Regions from separate parts of the Homo sapiens genome. Here region 1 is linked to region 2. Evidence: chromatin contacts called from ENCODE Hi-C or POLR2A ChIA-PET data. All regions are on one chromosome and are shown on one strand. The core of a region is the stretch at or near the end of the contact, and the rest is flanking DNA. Distances in the headings are between cores, read along the strand shown. Region 1 has its middle 37 kb from the start of MIR1268A. Region 2 has its middle 3.8 kb from the start of MIR1268A.

Region 1 (2,897 bases), core at 393-2,892, 41 kb after region 2:
GCCTCTCCGGCTTTTAACATTTATTTTTATAGAGGTATGCTAACTTAAAGCAAGACATGTTTTATAGATTGAATTATTTACATCTTGGCTATGAGCTTTTATGTGTTCTAAATTGGTTTTTGAATAGTTACTTGGAGCTGACAATTTTTTTGTTTCATCTTTGGAAAACTGGAAGATTCTGTGACCCTTAATGAGAGGATTATTATAAGGAGTAACCTTGGGCTGTCATTTCCGTATTTCAAAACAACCGTGGATTCTAGTTTTCCCTACATCCCTAGTGTCACTGCTAAGCTAATTTCAGCCCCATTCATTTAACTTTCGTTTCTGTGCTGCTTCAAAGCTAAGGCTGACGTTGATGAACCCTTTATTGCTTGGAGCAGGCAACTCAGATGAAATCTAGCATTTAAGTATTTTGCTTTCTTAGTTTCTAAATATTCCTGAAAAAGCAGCCCCATTAAAGCTGTCTGCATTCTTTTGTAAGCCTGTTGTATTTTGTTTTGAACTCTTTGAGCTTAGAGATTTTGTGTTTTTCTTTTAGAGATACAAATGTTAATTGCTTTTTAAATTCTTTATCCAATTTGAATTTTTATTTCTTGGCCTGGCAAGGTGGCTTACGCCTGTAGTCCCAGAAGTTTGGGAGGCCAAGATGGGCAGATCGCTTGAGCCCAGGAGTTCAACACCAGCCTGGGCAACACAGCAAAACCCTGTCTCTACAAAAAATACAAAAATTAGCCAGGAGTGGTGGCACACATTTGTAGTCCCTGCTACTGGGGAGGCTGAGGTGGGATGATTACCTGATCCCAGGAGGTAGAAGCTGTAGGTGAGGTATGATCATGCCACTGTACTCCAGCCTGGGTAACAGAATGAGACCCTGTCTCAAAAAATTTTTTTTAAATTTATTTTAACTGTATTTTCCGAAATAGTCATTATTTGCAATTCCTTATCCAAACCCTGTGTTTTTATTTAAAAATTCTTATTATTCTGAGGACTTCTAGAGGTGTAAAAGTAGGGGGAGTATAAAGTAGACATACCTGTGTTTTACTTTCAGAAAGAAAAATACTTCCAGTAGCCACACTGATGATAGGCTGAATTAGTTGTACTCTGCCTAGTGGCGGGTAATGCTGCTGCTTGCTGCTCCTGCAGTCGCCTGTTCCAGGGTGCCAACTGTGGGGGATAGTTGGCTTAGACTTTCCAATGCCTATTTTACGTAAATAAAAGACCATAGTTTTGGAAATAGTTAAATCCTTTGCAGTTTTTTCTTTTTGTCAGTGATAATAAATATGCTATGGTATGTGCACATGCTTATTCTTATTTTAAAAATAACAGCTTTATTGAAAGAGAATTCATATACTATATATACTTCACCCTTTTAAAGTGAAGTCAGTGGTTTTTAGTATAGTCACATAGCTGTGCAAGCACGACCACTGCCACTGAATGTTTCCATCACCCGAAAAAGAAACCCAGTGCCTATTAGCAGTCGCTCCCCATTCCCCCTCCCCCCAACGCTTGACCACCCCTTTTTGTCTCTATGGGTGTCTTTTTTGGACGTAGCATGTAAGGGGACCACACACCGTGTGGCCCTTTGTGACTGGCTTCCTTCACTCTGGTGATGTCAGGGCCCCTCCATGCTGTGGGTGTGTCAGCACTTCCTCCTCTTTCGCAACCGAGTGGCGTTCCCGTGTGAAGAGGCCAAGCTGTGCTCACGCGTTCTTCAGCGGGTGGACCTTGGGGTTGCTTCACATGCTTGCTTGTAGACTTTTGTCTTCATGGTTAATAGGCTCTTTATCTTCATCCCCGTGCACTGTGCCTAACACTTAGAGCATCCTCTGTGGACCGCTGGCGTACGTGTCGGTGCAGGGCTGTCCTGAGGGCTCCTGTTCCACCTGGTAGATTGCTAGGTGCGGTGTGCAGAGCTGTGTAGGTGTGGCCTCAGCCAGCCTGGGGAGCTGCAGGTGGAGGTGGCAGGGAACTCTGTGCTGTCAGTACAGAGCCTCTGGGCTGGTGCATTTGGTCAGCGACAGGTATGGGGGAGCAGGGCCTGGTGGGCAGGGGCCTGAGCTTCAGCTGTGAGGGCCCTGCTGTTTGTGTTTCAGCATCCTCAGGGTATGGATAATGAACTGCTTCATGGGGCTGATTTTTTTAAGGGGGTACTAAAAAAATGATGTTTTTAAAGTTTTTGGTGCAGGGGTGTGGTGGGGGTGGTGGTCTTCCTTTAGGGATATGTTCTGTGGAACAGTTCTGGAACTCTCTGTGGCTTGCATTGTGAGTACCTGAGGGTAAGCACTGTAGAAACTTCAGATAGACACAAATGCTGTGAATAAACCTGCTGAAAATGTCTGTCTAAAGATCAGCAACAGCTTTTGCTTTGTTGCTTTTTGTAAGCTGTTGAAAATCATTGCAGTTCAGAGGTGAAACATGGGATAGTTCATCGTCTGGTTATCAGGCAAAGTGGTTTCTCCCTTAGCCCTAAACTCTGGGCCGATTGCAGCCAAGAGTCATCTAGCATTCCATAAGAACAGACTCTCTCTGGAGCAGCTGTTGTCACTGATGGTTAAAGGAATAGCTGTGACCTAAAAGCACTGTTTTGTCTCCATCTTTAACACTCGTTCTCCTGGGCAGCTGGGAACCGCCTGGTCTATGAACTTGTCTGTGAACTAAGTCTTCTGGCTGTCTTTGTATACGTTGCTTTTTTTTTTATTGCATTACAGGAGATACAGGAAATAATATTCTAACTCATAGTGGATCTTTATTTTTATTTTTATTTTTTGGCCAGCTGTTACAGGTCTAAAACACTGTGCTGTTTCATAGTACAGTACAGTACATGATACGGGAATTGAGTCATGTGCTGCTTAAGGACACAGATACGTTCTGAGAAAAGCGTCCTCAGCTGATCTTGT
Region 2 (2,974 bases), core at 40-2,539:
CCTGGCCAACGTGGTAAAACCCTGTCTCTACCAAAAATACAAAAGTTAGCCAGGTGTGGTGGTGCATGTTTGTAATCCGAGCTAGCTGGAAGGCTGGGGTGGAAGGATGACTTGAACCTGGGATGCAGAGTTTGCAGTGAGCTGAGATCACGCCACTACACTCCAGCCTGGGTGAGCGAGTGAGACTCTGTCTCAAAAAAACAAACAACGGTCACTCCCAACCAACTCACATTAAACCGTTCTCTCAAGGGCTATGGATAAACAGTTCGAATTTTAAGAACACAGGCTGCCATGAGACATTTTAAATTTTTTTTGTCAGCAGAGGGTAGAAAGTTACAAAACTCAATGACAGGAAATTGCAAATTTCTAAGATTATAGTAGGCAAAATATCAACGTAATCTTTTTTTTTTTTTTTTTTTTTGAGATGGAGTCTCACTGTCTCCCAGGCTGGAGTGCAGTGGCGCAATCTCAGCTCACTGCAAGCTCCACCTCCTGGGTTCACAACACTCTCCTGCCTCAGCCTCCCGAGTAGCTGGGACTACAGATGCCCGCCACTACGCCAGGCTAATTTTTTTGTATTTTTAGTAGAGACGGGGTTTCACCGTATTAGCCAGGATGGTCTCGATCTCCTGACCTTGTGGTCCGCCTGCCTCGGCCTCCCAAAGTGCTGGGATTACAGACTTGAGCCACTATGCCCGGCCTTTTTTTTTTTTTTTTAAACACTTGTGAAGGTACACAGGTAAATAATCAGATTTTTTTTTTTTTTTTTTGAGACGGAGTCTCGCTCTGTCACCCAGGCTGGAATACAACGGCATCGTCTCAGCTCACTGCAACCTCTGCCTCCTGGGTTCAAGCAATTCTCCCACCTCAGCCTCCAGAACAGCTGGGATTACAGCCATGGGCCACCACGCCTGGCTAATTTTTTGTATTTTTAGTAGATATAGGTTCTCACTATGTTGGCCAGGCTGGTCTCGAATTCCTGACCTCAGGTGATCCGCCTGCCTTGGCCTCCCAAAGTGCTGGGATGACAGGCATGAGCCACCGTGCCCAGCGTAGATTTATTGGATTCTAAAATGCACAATTCTCTATGTTTCGGTGTTTCTGAAACCAAGGTCATCTCACCATCCACAGGAATCTTTAATAGTTTTTCTTTTTTTCCCCAACAGTTATTACATCACTGATGCATCTTAAAAGTCACTGGTATTTGAAAGTCAAGAAAACAGGAAACTCTCAAAACCAAGTTCTGAAAGCCACAGGGTGTTTCTGCTAAGCTGGCTGCGGCCTCCTGTGTATTTCGAATACCAGCCACAGTGTGGCGGCCACATCTCACCCAGGCAGGCCTCCATAACAGCTTCAGTACCAACTGAGTGGCGAAGTTACATATAAAAACCTGAAAGAGGCCGGGCACGGTGGCTCATGCCTGTCATCCCAGCACTCTGGGAGGCGAGGCGGGGGATCACGAGGTCAGGAGATCGAGACCATCCTGGCTAACATGGTGAAACCCTGTCTCTACTACTAAAAATACAAAAAATTAGCCAGGCGTGGTGGTGGGCACCTGTAGTCCCAGCTACTCGCGAGGCTGAGGCAGGAGAATGGCGTGAACCCGGGAGGCGGAGGTTGCACTGAGCCGAGATTGCGCCACTGCACTCCAGCCTGGGTGACAGAGTGAGACTCTGTCTCAAAAAAAATTAAAAAACAAACCTGAAAGAGCCAGTGTCCTTATACGAAGGCTGGAATGTAACAAAGACCCACCAAGAGTTTTGCCCAGGCCTTTCCTGGGCCTTGAAAATATGACAACGAAGGAATTCCTAACAGGACCTGTTTGGGTTTACGTAGTTTTACTGGGGATCTGAAAAACTCCCCTTATCTCGGGTAATCACCACAGCACCTGGACCCACCTACATTAAGTCAATTTACTGAGGCTCCAGAGAAAGGTCTTCAGGACTCAGACCTTTGTTATAGATTAGAAGAAGTTAATGCCTTTTTTCTTTTTTCTGAGGCCGAATCTCACTCTGTTGCCCAGGCTGGAGTACAGTGGCACCATCTCAGCTCACTGCAACCTCCATCTCCTGGGTTCAAGCAATTCTCCTGCCTCAGCCTCCTGAGTAGCTGGGACTACAGGTGCCCACGACCACACCTGGCTAATTTTTTGTATTTTTAGTAGTGACAGGGTTTCACCGTGTTAGCCAGGATGGTCTGGAACTCCTGACCTCAGGTGATCCACCTGCCTCGGCCTCCCAAAGTGCTGGGATTATGGGTGTGTGCCACCACGCCCGGCCCCGCTTATGTCTTTAGATGAATGCACACTTACACATAGGCATATAAAAGGTATATAAGCTCTGGAAAACTTTGTAATTTTGAGTCGGTCTGGTGATAATTTCCAGACCTTCTCCCTGCACCTGGTTACAGAAATAAAACCTATCTTCTCTCCCAGTTCATCCACATCTCATTATTGGGCCGTGAGAATAAGCAGGCTGAGATTCGGTTTGGTCTGGGAACAAGAGAAGTGACATTATCCTACCATAATCAGTTCTTTTTCCCTCTTTTCCTCTGTCAGGACATAGTATCAATAACAGAGAAGACAGTAAGACACTCACCACCTCATTAGCAAGAACGTTAATCCCCACCGCTCCCCTCCCTCACCTCCCAAAACCACTGGGAGGGCACTGCTGGGGTACACGTGGCCACGTCAGGAAACTGGAAGAAAGGAAGGCAGGGCTGGGCGCAGGGGCTCACGCCTGTAAGCCCAGCACTTTGGGAGGACGAAGCGGGTGGATCACCTGAGGTCGAGAGTTTGAGACCAGCCTGACCAACACGGAGAAACCCTGTCTCTACTAAAAATACAAAATTAGCCAGGCACAGTGGTGCACACCTGTAATCCCAGCTACTCAGGAGGCTGAGGCAGGAGAATCGCTTGAACCTGGCAGGCGGAGGTTGCAGTGAGCCAAGATCGTGCCACTGCAGTCCAGCCTGG

What was found. Hi-C counts contacts between places; a loop is a spot of excess contacts on that map. ChIA-PET counts read pairs that join two places held with the same protein, here RNA polymerase II (POLR2A). Pooled maps may share reads with other maps.
Region 1: a pooled map shows a loop between it and region 2 (7-fold over the local background). The contact joins two enhancer-like sites. A Hi-C loop is called at or near these places in 3 of 168 maps with a recorded cell type or tissue (CD4-positive, alpha-beta T cell, heart left ventricle and natural killer cell), 1 of 37 single-sample maps with no recorded cell type and 6 of 50 pooled maps. POLR2A ChIA-PET finds 5 or more read pairs at or near these places in 5 of 52 experiments (A549, CD4-positive, alpha-beta T cell, PC-3 and 2 more).

Annotation. Positions count from the first base shown.
Region 1 is chr15:22,261,034-22,263,930 of GRCh38, forward strand. It overlaps the pseudogene REREP3. Among named protein-coding and RNA genes, the nearest start is that of MIR1268A, 37 kb to the left of the region's middle. Within about 2 kb of position 1,643, at least 6 of the 41 ENCODE cell types and tissues checked have a DNase peak (open chromatin) inside an H3K27ac peak, as active enhancers do; they include CD4-positive, alpha-beta T cell and natural killer cell, where a contact is called at or near this core.
Region 2 is chr15:22,220,087-22,223,060 of GRCh38, forward strand. No RefSeq gene overlaps it. Among named protein-coding and RNA genes, the nearest start is that of MIR1268A, 3.8 kb to the right of the region's middle. RefSeq lists a silencer at 1,223-1,392. Within about 2 kb of position 1,290, at least 4 of the 41 ENCODE cell types and tissues checked have a DNase peak (open chromatin) inside an H3K27ac peak, as active enhancers do; they include CD4-positive, alpha-beta T cell and natural killer cell, where a contact is called at or near this core.